Linked DNA regions of Homo sapiens: region 1 is linked to region 2. A link is a loop called in an ENCODE intact Hi-C map of the cell type or tissue named here. Cell type or tissue: heart right ventricle. All regions are shown on one strand.

The links. A loop is a pair of places that touch in the nucleus more often than their neighbours do. Peaks named below come from ENCODE experiments on the same cell type or tissue, not always from the same donor. Only the 100,000 strongest peaks of a DNase experiment are listed, where the experiment ranks them.
Region 1: a loop joins it to region 2, with 11 times the contacts of the local background. A loop is called at or near these places in 66 of 110 quality-filtered maps.

Annotation. Positions count from the first base shown.
Region 1 is chr6:12,634,824-12,642,823 of GRCh38, forward strand. No RefSeq gene overlaps it. Among named protein-coding and RNA genes, the nearest start is that of LINC02530, 53 kb to the left of the region's middle. RefSeq lists a silencer at 3,424-3,483. In heart right ventricle, a CTCF peak has its summit at 3,410 (motif pointing right); a DNase peak (open chromatin) is centred at 3,400.
Region 2 is chr6:12,890,171-12,898,170 of GRCh38, forward strand. All of the region lies in intron 4 of PHACTR1 (phosphatase and actin regulator 1), which reads left to right. Among named protein-coding and RNA genes, the nearest start is that of PHACTR1, 180 kb to the left of the region's middle. In heart right ventricle, CTCF peaks have their summits at 205, 3,906 (motif pointing left) and 4,106; a DNase peak (open chromatin) is centred at 3,891; H3K27ac peaks cover 1,514 bases.

The sequences.
Region 1 (8,000 bases), 260 kb before region 2:
ATATAAAATCCTGTCATCTGCAGACAACTTGACTTCCTCTCTTCCTGTTTGAATACCCTTTATTTCTTTCTCTTGCCTGATTGCCCTGGGCAGAACTTCCAATACTATGTTGAATAGGAGTGGTGAGAGAGGGCACCCTTGTCTTGTATGGGTTTTCAAAGGAAATGCTTCCAGCTTTTGCCCATTCAATATGATATTGGCTGTGGGTTTGACATAAATAGCTCTTTATATTTTGTGATATGATCCATCAATACCTAGTTTATTGAGAGTTTTTAACATGAAGGGATGTTGAATTTTATCAAAGTCTTTTTATGTATCTATTGAGATAATCATGTGGTTTTTGCCTTTGGTTCTCTTTCTGTGATGGATTACATTTATTGATCTGTGTATATTGAACCAGCCTTGTATCCCAGGGATAAAGCCAACTTGATCGTGGTGGATAAGTTTATTGATATGCTGCTAGATTCGGTTTGCCAGTATTCTATTGAGGATTTTCACATCAATGTTCATCAGGGATATTGGCCTGAAGTTTTCTTCTTTTGTTGTGTCTCTTCCCAGTTTTGGTATCAGGATGATGCTGGTTTCATAAAATGAGTTAGGGAGGAGTGAGAGAGTATTTTTCTTGAGATAAATTTACATTGTTATTTGAGCATCTCTGAATACTGGGCAGTGGGGAAGAAGGCAGAGCTATAAATATTCTCTGTGGTGAATATTGCACCTGTCATTTTCACATGAGACTGTGGATGCTGGACAGTAGAATTGACTCCATGTCTCCTTGGGACTGTGGAGCCATTTCTCTTTTCATTAATCATGGCAGACAAAACCAATAGTCAGCATGTTCTTCACTGCTACACGTGATTGCCAAATTTGATAAATAAAAATACAAGGTACGTAGTTAAATTTGAAGAAACAACAAATAGGTTTTTAATTTTAGCATGTCCTGTGTAATACTTGGGACATAATATATACTTAAACAAGTATGTGTTGTTTATTTGAAATTCAAATTTGTCTGGGCATTTTGTATTTTATCTGGCAACCCTACTGCTCAGCCCAGTCACAGCATTAAATTCTTCTCAACACAAGCATGCAGTCAGTATAAATCAACTGCTGTTGACATGTGAGTTGATGTCTCTTTGACATTTCACATTCCACAACGGAGCTTAACTGGTGGGGTCCAAATCTTACAAAACAGGCCTTGCTTATCTCCAGCTCTTGCTTGATTAGTTTTGGATGTTAGCCTGGGTCTGGCAGAATCTCCTCCCCTCCTTTCCAGGAGCACGGCTCTTGTACAGGAGGAGTGCTGTGAGTCACTCTAGAACTTTCATCAATCTGGGTTCATCTCACCACCTCTCCAATAAATTCTCCAAAGCTAGTGCAAATTCGATAGTGCCTTTCCTACTTTCCAATGGCCATGCGGGTTTTTTCTTTCTTATTTTGAAGGAATTTGGGGAAAAAGAGTATTAGATGACTGTGTTGTAGTCATCTTCCCATCTTATCTGAAAAGTCAAGATAATTTTCTTGATCTGAAACAAAATAAATCCTTGCACGTGGTTAAATGTCCATGTTCCACCATGAACTTTAATACTCATATAAGCCCAACTGTGAAACTCATACATCGGTTCGTCAATATTTTTATGGCTGGGTTCTTCTTCTGGTTGTAACAACACAAAGATTTTAGAAAGGGCAATCCTGAAAGAAATTGCCCCCTGCTGTCTATTTTGAGTATGGGGCAATGTGCAGACACTGAGATTTGCAAACAAGTATCATTAAATAGAACCCTGTAGAGAAACACAAATGGAACTTTGGAAATGTGATATTAAGATAATTTCTTATTTCAACATTCACTGACATCAAACTTCAAATAAGAATCCATTAAGAATAAAAATCAGATAATTTAGGTAGCACTTCAAAAACGATCATATATGGCCTCTTTCCTTCTCTTCCTTTATCTTTTCCTCTCCATGGATGATATATGACAAAAAAGGAACATTCTGTAGCATTAAATCAGATTTCAAAGTCATTATTATGATTATATGCACATCAGTAGTACTTGCCCTACTTTTGCTTAAATCATGGAGATTATGAGAAAAGCATTCCTTTGGGGAATTTAGTTTGTTTCCCAGCTTTTATAGATATTTCATTTGAGAAAAATTTGAACTCTATCTGGGTATTCAGGATTCATGCTTTCATCTGTAAATTTCAGTGACTACTAACACCACCTGGCCAAACCGATTATGAAGCTCTAAATATGATCTGAAATTTCAAATTCAATTCATTTTCAGTTCAAAAAGTATGTTGTTAATGATGCCTTACTGTTCCTGCAGTAAGAAGGCTGCTTTTCTTTTTTTGTATAGAAAATAGCTTTGATTATTTTAAGTTTTATATGTGATACATATTAAAAGTATAAACTAAAATATATAAAATGGTATAAAGAAAATATTTTAAAAATTACCTTTAATTACAACACTATGAGATAAATAGCCCCATTATGTTGATTTATTCTTTACTTCTGTTCCTGGATAGAAACATAAGTGGGAATATATTTTATGAGCACAAAGATACAATCAAAAGAATTGACTTTTTTTTAGGTGTAGTGAGCTTTAGCCCTTTATTTGAATTCCTTTTTCATATTTAAAGCCACCTTATAAAGTATGTACTATCAATAAATTTCCTATTTAGAGATAAAAAAATTGAGGACAGAAAAGGTCAGATTGCCCAAACTCATATGACAGCAAGTGGAGAAGCCAGAATTTGAAACAAGGCCGTTTGACTCCAGAGCTCATGATACAGTACATGAAGTTTAATGGACATGCATTTTATCACCTAATGATATACTATAGATACCTTGCCATATTGATATATATCAAAATACATACATCCTTTTTATGGCAACATAGTATTCCATTAGGTGGCCAAACCATAGTTTACATAAACAGTCTCTTTACTTCACAATGGAATACATTTTTTTCGCCACTATAATATTACTTTGGGAAAAAAAAGAACCCTTGCAATTATCTTCGCTAATTTTTTTTACTACTTGTTTAGGATAAATTCCTAAAAGTAGGATTTGGTAGTTCAATTTAATTTTTTGGCACACATTGCCAAAATGCACTTCCTGAAGATTAAACCAACCTACTCTCCTACAAACAGCACATTAGAATAACTTTTCCACACTCGCTCCCTTTAGAAAGATAATTCTCAAAGTCTCACATTCCAAGACACTTTGAAAGCAAAAAATCTCTTTCCATAGTGAGTCATCACTGTAATTTGCATACCACAGTGAATCATCACTGTAATTTGCATATGGCCAAACTTCTTTAAAGACTGTGATACCCTGTCTAGGCACCAATGCTTCTCCGTGAAACAGCTTCCCAGGGTCAATTTTCCCTGTGGTGGCCAGCAGGCGGTGCTCACACACAGATTAGAAAGACCTCTGTGGTCACTGATTCTCTAACGCAAAAAACTTCATTCACATCACCTCAAACCCTTGGACAACACTACGTGGCCTGTGAAAACCACCTGATTGCTCGAACCTTACATTATGGTTTAGTCAATACTCTCTGAAATTCAGGTTCTTATTCTTATACCAATATCTTAGGAAGAGTCATGTGAGCAATGTCCAAATATTCTTGACTATGAGTGAGGTCCATGTATACACACTACCAGTAGCTCCCTAAGACCCAGGCAGGTAAGCTTTTAAGTATCCAATCTTAAACATGTATCATAACCTTAACCACCAACTCCATATCTATACTCCTTGCCTATAAGAAGTGGCATATGCCAAAACACCACCTCATGCGCTCTCTTTTCTGTATTTTACTTTCCTTCAACTATTACGTATTTCTTATTTTAAGGTAGATTATATATGTTATTTGTTGCAAGGCTGAGGCAGGTAAAAGTTTCTCCATGTTTTCCTTTCTAGTAGAGTCCAGTCTATTTTTCTTTTATGGTTTCATATATGGAATAATCATACTGCCTTGTGCTTAATACAGAAAATTTTCAAATTCCTGTATAGTTTGGTTGCTAACATCTTGAAAAGCAGAATTCAAATTAAAAATTGACTACACAAAAATAGAAATTTTTGGTATTTTAATTGTTAAATTTGGTCTGAACAACCAAAATACCAGGAAAAAAAATCTGAGAAAAATATTTAAAACCAATATGACCCACAAACAGTGATGTCCTTAAGAGATAAGGAAGCACATATATCTATTAAAAATAAAATACTGGGTCAGGCATGGTGGCTCATACCTGTAATCCCAGCACTTTGGGAGGCACAAATGGGAGGATCTCTTGAATCCAGAAGGTCAAGGCTACAGTGAACTGTGATTGTGCCACTGCACTCCACCTTGGGTGACAGAGCCAGACTCTGTCTCAAAATTAATAAAATTATGACAGAAAAAAAATGGACGTGGTGCCTGAACAGAATTTATAGAAACATAAGTAACTATAAACATATTTTAAGAAAAAATGTAATCTAATTACTTATAGAAAAAAATGCAAATTAAAATGACCTTTGTTCAAATGAGAAAAGACTAATTCAGTAATTAGCAATTATGCTTAGGATATGGCAAAGATCAAAGTCGTGCTTTACATATGGTTAGTAGAAATAGATCATCATTCTAGGAAAAAATTTTACAAAGCATAGCAAGGAGACAGGGAGGGGAACATCACACACCAGGGCCTGTCGGGGGGTGGGGGGCTAGGGGAGGGATAGCATTATGAGAAATACCTGATGTAAATGACGGGTTGATGGGTGCAGCAAACCACCATGGCACGTGTATACCTATGTAACAAACCTGCATGTACTGCACATGTACCCCAGAACTTAAAGTATAATAAAAAAATGTAATACCCTTTGACTAGTAATATGGCTCTGGAAATTACTGGAAGCTTAGTCAAAGAATATATACGAAAAGTTTATTCTGGCATTCTTTATTCTAACAATAAATTATATGCCCCCAAATATCCAATAATGCCACATAAACTTTAATGTTCATATATATCAGAAGGAAAAGGAAATGAAAATATATCATATCTTCTGTATTTGTTTTCTCTGGGTATTGGGTCACAGTTTTTGTTTTTAATTTTACATTTTGTTTCTCATACTTTGTAAAAAAGATTGTATTACTTTTACAATCAGAAAAAAACATTTCAAAAATCAACTTGAGTCATAATTATCGTACAACAAAATGTATACAATCTAAGTGTAGAATTTAGTGACTTTTGACAAACGATATCCTGATGTAACAATCGTGTGACACCCATCACAATCGAGATATAGAATATTTGCAGTCAAATTTCATCACTTCAAACCCCATCAACACATGGGCAATATTCTGTCACTATAGACCAGTTTAGATTTTCCTAAAATTTAATGTAAATGAAATTATACAATATATAATCTTTTTTGCTTATCTTCTTTCCCTCAGCATAATGTTTTTGAGATTTAAACAGGATGATGCATAGGTTAATAGTTTGTTCCTTTTTATTGTTGAGAAGTGTTGATTTTAACATAAGTAACAATTTGTTTATCTAATCAACTGATGATGGACATTTGGGTTGTTTCCTGTTTAGAGTAATTACAAATAAAGCTTCTAATTACATTCGTGTAAAATTCTTCCTGTAAACTTATGCTTTAGTTTGTCTTAGGTACATACAGTGGAGTAAAATTTCTGGCTAGCACTGTAAAACAATATTTAAATTTATAACAAAACATCAAATTCTGTTCCAATGTAATTATACCAATTTACCTTCCCAACAGCAATGCATGAAAGTTTCAGATGTTCCAGATTCTCACCAACACTTGGTATTGTCAGCCTTTTTAATTTTAGCTATCCTGGTGGTGAGGAATGGGATCTCTTAGTTTTTATTTCCCTGGTGACTAATGATGTTGAGCTACTTTCATGTGCTTATTGACCATCTGTATACACTTTTTTTGGCGAAGAATCTGCTAAAATCTTTTCCCTATTTGTACCTGGTATGTTCAAAAACTTTTTATTGAGTTGTAAGAGTACACTGTAAGTTCTAAAGTCCTTTGTCAGATATATGTATTGTGAATTTTTTCCTAGCATATGACTTGACTTCTCATTTTTCTTAACAGTTTCTTTTGAAGAGCATTTTTGAATTTTAATGTCATGTAATTTATTAATTTTTTCTTTTATAGTTTATGTTTTTGGTATCATATTTAAGAAATATCTTCTTCCTACAAGGGAAGAAGATATACTTCTATGCTTTCTGTTTAAAGTACCATACTTTCAGCTTTTATGTTTATGTGAATGTCTGTTTCTGTTCATTTTTATATATATATTGTGAGGTGATTTGAAGATTCAATTTTTTATGTGGATATCTAACTGTTCTGGTGCCATTTGTTGAAAAGACAAGTTTTTCACCAGTTAATTATCCTGAAATGTTTGTTAAAAGTCAACCACCTGGCTGGGTGCAGTGGCTCATGCCTGTAATCCCAGCATTTTGGGAGGCCAAGGGGGGTGGATCATGAGGTCAGGAGATCGAGACCATTCTGGCCAACGTGGTGAAACTCTGTCTCTACTAAAAAAAAAATACAAAAATTAGCTGGGCATGGTGGTGCATGCCTGTAATCCCAACTACTTGGGAGGCTGAGGCAGGAGAATGGCATGAACCCAGGAGTCAGAGGTTGCAGTGAGCCGAGACTGCGCCACTGCACTCCAGCCTGGCGACAGAGCGAGACTCCATTAAAAAAAAAAAAAATCAACCACCTGTAAATGTAACAGTCCACTTCTTTTTTTTCTTTCTTTCTTTTTTTGTATTTCTACATTGCATTGAACAAGAGCTTTTCATTTTTTTAAATTTTACTTCAAGTTCTGGGGCACATGTGCAGAATGTGCCAGTTTGTTACATAGGTATACATATGCCACGGTGGTTTGCTGCACCCATCAACCTGTCATTTACATTAGGTATTTCTCCTATTGCTATCCCATCCCCCACCCCCCACCCCCTGACAAGCCCTGGTGTGTGATGTTCCCCTACCTGTGTCCATGTGTTCTCATTGTTCAACTCCCACTTATGAGTAAGAACATGCCATTTTTGGTTTTCTGTTCTTGTGTTAGTTTGCTGAGAATGATGGTTTCCAGCTTCATCCATGTCCCTGCAAAGGACATGAACTCATCCTTTTTCATGGCTGCATAGTATTCTGTGATGTTTACATGCCACATTTTCTTTATCCAATCTATGATTGATGGGCATTTGGGTTGGTTCCAAGTCTTTGCTATTGTGAACAGCGCTGCAATAAACATACGTATGCATGTGTCTTTATAGTAGAATGATTTATAATCCTTTGGGTATATACCCAGTAATGGGATTGCTGGGTGAAATGGTATTTTTAGTTCTAGATCCTTGAGGAATCACCACATTGTTTTCCACAGTTGTTGAACTAATTTACACTCCCACCAACAGTGTAAAAGCATTTCTATTTCTCCATATACTCTAAAACATCTGTTGTTTCCTGAACAGTCCACTTCTTGATCAGCTATTTTTTGTATTGACCTATATATCTATCCTTACAGCAGGAATCATCAACTCTAATGAACTTCAAATTTTGGCTGTCTGTCACATTGGAAAAGTGAACAGATTACTTGCTACAGATGACACTATTAGAATCAAGCGGAGAATATTACTGGGGGAAAGGGACAGATTGTTGTAATGCACGTTCATCTATTGACTGTATTTATGGAATAGTCCTCTCTTTACAGCAGTGAGCTCCCATCACTGGAAGTGTTCAAGCCAATGTCAGATCATCATTTAGCAATAATGTTCTGTAAAAGAGTCCTTGTCTCTGTTTGCAGATGACATGTCTCTGTTTGCAGATGACATGATTGTATATTTAGAAAACCCTGTCATCTCAGCCCAAAATCTCCATAAGCTGATAAGCAACTTCAGCAAAGTCTCAGGATACAAAATCAGTGTGCAAAAATCACAAGTATTCCTATACACCAGTAATAGACAAACAGAGAGCCAAATCA
Region 2 (8,000 bases):
GGTTGCACTCTCCTTATGAGAATTTGACTAATGCCTGATGATCTGAGGTGGAGCAGTTTCATGCCGAAAACATCCTCGCCCCCAAGTTCATGGAAAAATTGTCTTCCAGGAAACTGGTACCCTGGTGCCAAAAAGGTTGGGGCTCGCTGTGCTAACAGGCCTCCTACTATGCTTTCATTCCCTGCAGTCCCCAGTACTGCAGCCAGAGGGAGCCTTTTCAGTTGCAAGGCGGACTATGAGCCTCCTCTCTTCAAAACCCTGAAATGGCTTCCACTTCACTCAGAGAAAAGCCAACCCGCCCCCATTATGTGCAGGTCATACCTGTTCTGGGTCCTGATTCCCCATATTTCTGTCCTTCATCCACCCCTGACTCGCTTGACCCAGCCTCATGGGCCACCTTGTTCCTGAACACAAACACATCAAACACATTCCCTTCTTAGGGCCTTTGCTCTAGGCGTTCGGTTTCCCTTTGCCTGGAGTGATCTTCCTTCAGATATCTGCTTGGTTAAATCCCTCACTTCATTTAAGTGTTTACTCAGATCTCCCCTTCTCAGGGATATACATGTGGATCACCATTTTTAAAAACGAACACTGCCCCACCACACTTCTGGTCCTTCCAACTCTGTTTTACTTGTTCTTTTTTCAGTATCTCTATATTACCTTTTAACCTTCCTAATAATTTGCCTATTATATTTACTGTGTAATATCTATCTTCCCCTCACTGATGTAAGTTTGATGAGACCAGATACCTTTGTCTATTTTGTTCACTCATGTATCCCAGTTGCTGATAATAATGCTTGGGACAAAGTAATGCTCAATAATCATTCCTTAAATGACCAGCTGAGCCCTGATCTTCATTCCTTGAAATATAAACTTGTAAAAAAAGATTTTTGTAGGTTGCTAGGCTACTTCCTTTATCATTTTACTTGCATTTCAAATGAAAGTTAAATTTTTTTTCTCATTCATCATGTTTGAGGAGGTAGTAATTTGCAAAGTAGTATCAATTTTTCTTGGGGGGATAATATCACCATTTTTAATATGATCATGTAACATTTGGGTGATCAGTGTGAAAAGCTAGTCAGTACTCCTACCATTTTTTTTTACAAATTATGTTAACATGCTAAAGTGGGTAACATGATGTAGTTTAATCCATATCTTGTCCCTGACAGCCCCTTTTCCGTGAGTTATTCAAATGTGAGTTGGAAGTCAAACATACAAAGGAGACCTCCCTAAATGTTCTGACTTTCTTATAAATATGGTGCTGTCATTACTTAGATTGAGACATGTTTGCATTTTTATCATGAGGAAACAAAGAAATGAAGTTTGAAGATGCTATGTGACTCAAAGCCTCAAGATGGATAAACCTTACCAATGGCTACTCCAGGTTACTTCTGGTTTTCATGAACTCACTTATGCTCCTGTCAAAAAGCCTTTATGATCCCCCTCCTCCTCTGACCAAGTTCCACAATGTTTGGTGCTTCCATTAGAGTATTTGTGCCCTGTGGTAGCATTTTTCAGAGTCTGTGTTTTATGAACATGTAACCTATCCTTGTTTACATTATGAACAGCAAACCAGAATAAGTCACTTTTACTAACAGCCTTACAAGGTTTTGTACATAGTAACAGTTTACTCTGAGATCAAACCAGCCTTGAATTCATTTCACCTACATTCTGTGTAACTCTCAGCAAGTCTTTTAAACGCCCAAGCTCCAGTTTCCTTATCTGTAAAACAGGGATAATAATAGGGCCACCATAGAGGGTGCTGAGGATGATTGAATGAGATAATACTTGTAAGGCTGCTATTAGCAATTCCATCAATCATTCCCAAGTAAAGTGTAAAGGTTCTACATTAAAGAGACATGCATTCCCTAGGAAGCTACTAGCTTATGCTAAAAATCCATATTTAATACATTAGTGATATTGTGCTCCTCATGAACTCTCAACCTTTCCAAATATGTTACTAAAAGCTTTGAGCTCCTCTTGTCTTGGGATACCCAATGATATGAGACAGCAAGCAGTTTCACTCAGTTTGAATTTTCTTGTCAAAATTCGTAGTCTTTGCCAAAGGAGGACATTAAAGAAAATTATCCTCTTTGTAAAAACTGAAAGGCCTGGGACAGTGTCCAGCTCATTTATCATACAATGCATTTAGTGAGGGAGGGTTTCACTTTATGTAAGTAATAAGCTACACATGCATAACTTCTTTTGCTTGGATAGTGGCTCTTCAGACCTGGATTTAATTAATACAGAGCTGCATCTGGGTCTGTCAGAGGGAAGTGATGAAACATACGCTCCCATATGGATTTATAGCTAGTTAGAGTTTTTGCAGACTCAACTGCAAAATCTTCAAGCGAAGGACCGAGTTTGGTTGTTGACATAATAATATGGTCTTATCTAAATGTTTTGTTTTCTTTGACTATAACTTGAGTTAATGGTCAAGCAGAGCAAAAACATTGGCAGTTACTGATTCAGACACATTTATAGACATCTTTTTCCCCCCATGGAAAAAAAGGAACAGAACAGTGCAACTGAAGTTCATTCTTCCATTTATTCAGAGATGTGAAGACATGTAAGACATTGTCATAGCTCATGCTCCAGGAACACACAATGTGGAGTAAAGGAGGATGGCAGACATGGAAACTATTATCTCTGATTAAGCAGCATAAGTTCCACAAGAGATATCATCATTGATAGGGAGAATAGACTTCATCAGAGTGCTCTTTGGCATTGGGGCAGTGGGGCTCTGAGGAACACCTTTACTTGGACCAGACCTTGAAGTAATGGTGGGATTTCCAGGACAAAGAGGAAGATAGAGACCTCCAGAGAAGGAAGAGAGAGAGAGAAAGCACACAGTCTTGGCAATATAGTGTCCAGGCAACACTCGAAAGTAAAGTGGCTGAAGGTGAGATTGGAAAGAAAGGAAAATCATTTTATTTGAACCCCTACTATGTGCTGGGCCATGTGAGACACTTTACAAACATGACTCTCTGATTCTTCCTGTAAGCCATATCTTACAGGCATGAAAACCAGGGCTCCAAGAGGTCAAAAGGGTCACATAGACAGATGCGTACAAAGCTGAAGCCAAACACAGCTGTGCAGCTCCAGGGCGTATGCACTTCACATCAGGCACACAAATGCGAGGGAGGCTGGGGCACAGAAATCCAAAAAAGAAAGTTAACAAGAGCAAGATTTTTATATTTATATCTTCTAATAAGCCTTCATCCATCAACAATTTTTTTAAATGCTGCTTTAAGGTTCACTTGCTTTCATTCATAAACTGGAAAGCGAATCCCTGGACAGGTTTTAGATATATGCAAGATGACCCTGTGAATCCTTCATTATTACATACTTTATGATTTTTTTACAACTTGTATTTTGGGGGGGTCCTTCTTCCTCCTCCCTTGGACCTGCTGTACCCCTAGCCTCTGAAGCCTGCAGACTGATCACACTATTATTATCTTTCAACCATTCTGTCAGCCCCTCTTTTCCAGCCCTCAGACTGACCAAAGGCAAGAAAAACTATATATATATACAGTATGGTTTCCTTTTCTCTTCTTCCAGCATGACTGCAGATGCTACTTCTCCCTCAGGGACAAGCAGCTCTCCACACAGGCAGTTCACGCAAGTCTAAAGCCTTTTGCTAAGTCAAGTGTCACATGGGCTTCCATATTTAGCAAAGCAGCCCTGTTGCTGCAGGGAGAGAAGATTCTGGAACCCCTCTATGTAACTGATGTCAGCTGCACTCTCTGCTGAGCAGGGGCAAAGGAGACAAGACACCTTAGGCTGATGATTACATGTCTGTCAGTGAGCTCACGTTAATGGCAATTTGCAAGGGAACACATCACCCACTGGCTGACTGTGGGATTTTTATTGGTCTCTTTACTTTTTAAGCGTTCTCGCCATCTTGTGGCTACTTTCAATATTGCAGTTGAATGATTGGGCACAGGTTCAACCACCTTGCAAATCATTAACTCATCTATTCAAGTACTTTTTGAGACTCTAATATCTCAAGTACTTACACAGAAAAGCAAGTGGACAAAAGCAAATAATAAGAAAAAAGCCTAGGAGAATTAATGTAATTATTTTTCACTACACTTTAAACCTCAGTAGCCAGGCTTGTCGCTGCCAGAGGCCATCAAAACTTTTCATTTGGGCGGGGCACAGTGGCTGACGCCTATAATCTCAGCACTTTGGGAGTCAAAGGCAGGCAGATCACTTGAGGTCAGGAGTTCGAGACCAGCCTGGCCAACATGGCAATACCCCATCTCTACTAAAAACACAAAAATTAGCCGGGTGTGGTGGCACACGCCTATAATCCCACCTACTTGGGAGGCTGAGGCATGAGAATCGTTTGAACTGGCAAGGCGGATGTAGCAGTGAGCCGAGGTCACGCCACTGCACTCCAGCCTGGGTGACAGAGCAAGACTCCTTCTGAAAAAAGAAACAAAAAAACTTCTCATTGACTTTTCTGCCCAGCCATGCTGTCACCCCTAACCACATAGTAGAGTTAGACAGGTCCTGCTACATGTTAAGTCACTTAACATGTTTCTGTTAGAGCTATAAGACATCTGAGAAATGGAATCGAATGTCTATTTTATAGACCTAGAATTACATGAGGAATAAAAGCCCAGCATAGAAAAAAATATCCAAAAAAGCAAAAATTAAAATCATTTTAATTTCATCACACAGATCTTGATTAATATTTTAATGTAGATCCTTCCATATTTTTATGCTTATATGTAATAAAATAATATGCATGCTATTTTTAAACCTTCTCTTTAAAACATGTGAATATCTCTTTCTTGTTCACTACTATATCCCTAGAGCCTAGAACACTGTTTGGCACACCAGGGTTTCTCTGTAAATACTTGTTAAATGAATGAATGAATGTAAATAAACAAACCTGCAGAATTGCTTTTAATATCTGTATAATATTCTACTCTTAGGATATTGTGTATATATTTAACTAATCTACTCTTGTCTGATATTGTGACTCTTTCTTTTTTCTTTTTTTTTTTTTTTTTTTTTGAGACGAAGTTTCCCTCTTGTTGCCCAGGCTGGAGTGCAATGGCATGATCTCGGCAAACTGCAGCCTCTGCCTCCCAGGTTCCAGCGATTCTCCTGCCTCAGCTTCCCAAGTAGCTGGGATTACAGGTGCCTGCCACCACACCTGGCTAATTTTTTGTATTTTTAGTAGAGATGGGGTTTTGCCATGTTGGCCAGGCTGGTCTCGAACTCCTGACCTCAGGTGATCTACCTGCCTCAGCCTCCCAAAGTGCTGGGATTACAGGCATGAGCCACCATGCCCAGCTGATTCTTTCTATTTTTACTGTTAACAAAACTATAATAAGCAAAGGTAGTGGAATTTGATGAGTTTTACTAGATAGTAACATGGTAAAGGGGTCCCTCAGTCAACCTTGTGATTATGAGACCAGGTGCAGCAATGGTGGTAACTGCTTTCTAAACAAAATACAAGCTCTGCTACGGAGGATTGCATACTCCACACCTTTTATCCAACAAAATGAAACCAAAGTGACATCATCTTCATCAGAACTCTACGTATTGATTCTCGAGCCTAGCTGCAAATTAGCATTGCCTGCGGGAATTTCAGAACTAGGGATGCCCCCAGAGATTCTGCCTTCATTGGTCTGGGTAGGTCTCACCCACAAGGATTTTCCAGAACTCCTGGGTAACTCTAATGTGCAGCCAGGACTGAGAAACTCTGCTTTAAATAGAATGAGCCACAGGGATCATGTCAAGGAGACCTCATTATAGTACTTGTTTCCTAGTGAAGAAGCCCTCTGAGTGTGTGCAGCTCAAGATAAACACATGATGCCATGTATATTGTAGCTTCTCAGATCCAGTGCTGCAAGTTCTGCATGCTAATGCTGACTGGAACCCTTCAAACCTACTTTAGGGAATTAACAACAGAATTAATGCAAATGGAGCAAACGCCTAATAGACAACATGCCAATACCACAATGACTTTATGTACGTCAGGCATAGCCCTTGTGTACGTAAAGACATAAACTACACATTGCTGTTGTAATACAGTAAACCCATGAGCAGGCATTACCCTTGTAACTCAACATGAGTATCAGAATAGGCTTCAATTGTAGGGCAGGAGAAATTAACTTGGGAACTGCATACACGTGCTGTAATTGATTTAGCACCATTTGATAGATTTGTTAGGGTGTTTCTTCTCACAGATTCTTCAGAAACATAGACCACATATTCCCTTGACAATTCCCGTCACCTGCTTACTCTCAGCTTTCATTTTATGTTTATCAGACTTCTGAGCTATCCCGTCTGAACTGAGCATGCCCGGATCACGGAGGCCCACCCCAACCCTAAGGTACAATTAAGTGCTTCACAGGGGATTGAAATGCCAGACAGTGCCATGGGACAGAAAACACCATAGGGCATTGGATGGGATCCCTGTTCCCCGGGAGATTCTAGTTAATAATAAAAGTAAACAAAGTAAACAGCAGAGAAACATTCTCCAGTGCTGAAAGCCGTTCTAAACATACTTATTTAGGGAATAAAGTGTCTCCTTTAGAAAACTACAGTGAATTGACGGTTCGTTATATGTATTTCTTCCCACACAATTGGTTTTGATCCATGTGGTTCTTTCTTGCCTTTTAAGTGTCCTTCTTGTATTTTTTTTGGAGGGTCAGTGGGTCTCTCTAGAGAACTGGAAAGGTCAGTTATCTCCAATGTACTAGGGGTAGAATTCAAAGTAAGGTAGCTGGAAATTCTATTGATCCCTTGTTGATAGTGAAGTTTAAGCTCCCAGTATGCCTTCTTGAGCAGTTAGTTCACTGTCACAAAGAGTTCCACCTAAATCCATCACTTGGATCCAGGGCAGACGTGGAAATGTTGGACCAAAATAAAATTTCCCCAGCAGGGATGATCACACACATCCTTTTTAAAGGGGCCATTTCTGAAAACAACAGGTAATTAAACTGTATAATAATGAGACTCCTCACCACCCTTGGCTTCTGTGTCCCTCTGTTGCATAGTGGACATGGAAAATATGTCATAACCTTGTCTCTTATTTTCACTTCATCTCCATGTGAGGAGGAGATTTAGCGGTATCTATGTCATTAAGTCAAATAATCCCATAGAAAATACTCATTCTTGCAGCGCAAGAGGTTCATCCTCCCGCTTTAAGCCAATCCCACCCCTCTGGCCACAGACTCCACCCATCCTGCCTCTTTTGGGGACCTCCTCTATCATCCCTCTGCTTCTACTAGTGTTTTCCATTGACATTAAACATGCCCAGTCTCTCCCATGCTACAAATAAAGCCTCCACCAATCCTGCATCCTCTCATTATTGCCATAGGCTATCACCCTAACTCCCCCTACTCTGGCACACACAGACTTCGCCTAATTTATAGCGTCCACTTCCTCTCTTTTATTTATATCCTCAATTTGGCTGTAGCCTCTCCCATTCCACTAAGCCCTCTCCAGCCAAAATGACTTATTGTGTATTTGTTCTAACATGCAACAAGCACTTTGTAATCTTTTATTATTATTATTATTATTATTATTATTATTATACTTTAAGTTCTGGGGTACATGTGCAGAACATGCAGTTTTGTTACATAGGTATACATGTGCCATGGTGGTTTGCTGCACTCATCAACCTATCACCTACATTAGGTATTTCTCCTAATGTGCTCCCTCCCCTATTCCCTCACCCTCCAACAGGCCCTGGTGCGTGATGTTCCCCTCCTTGTGTCCATGTGTTCTCATTGTTCAACTCCCATTTATAAGTGAGAACATGTGGTATTTGGTTTTCTGTTCTTGTGTTAGTTTGCTGAGAATAATGGTTTCCAGCTTCATCCATGTGCCTGCAAAGGACATGAACTGATATCTTTATTCTACTGAACTTCCGGGGCAGCATTTAGCACTGTGGACCACTGTCTCCTTGAATCACTCATTTTATTTCACCTCAGGCCACCTCATTCTCTTAGGGTTTCTCTTTTTCCTATCTC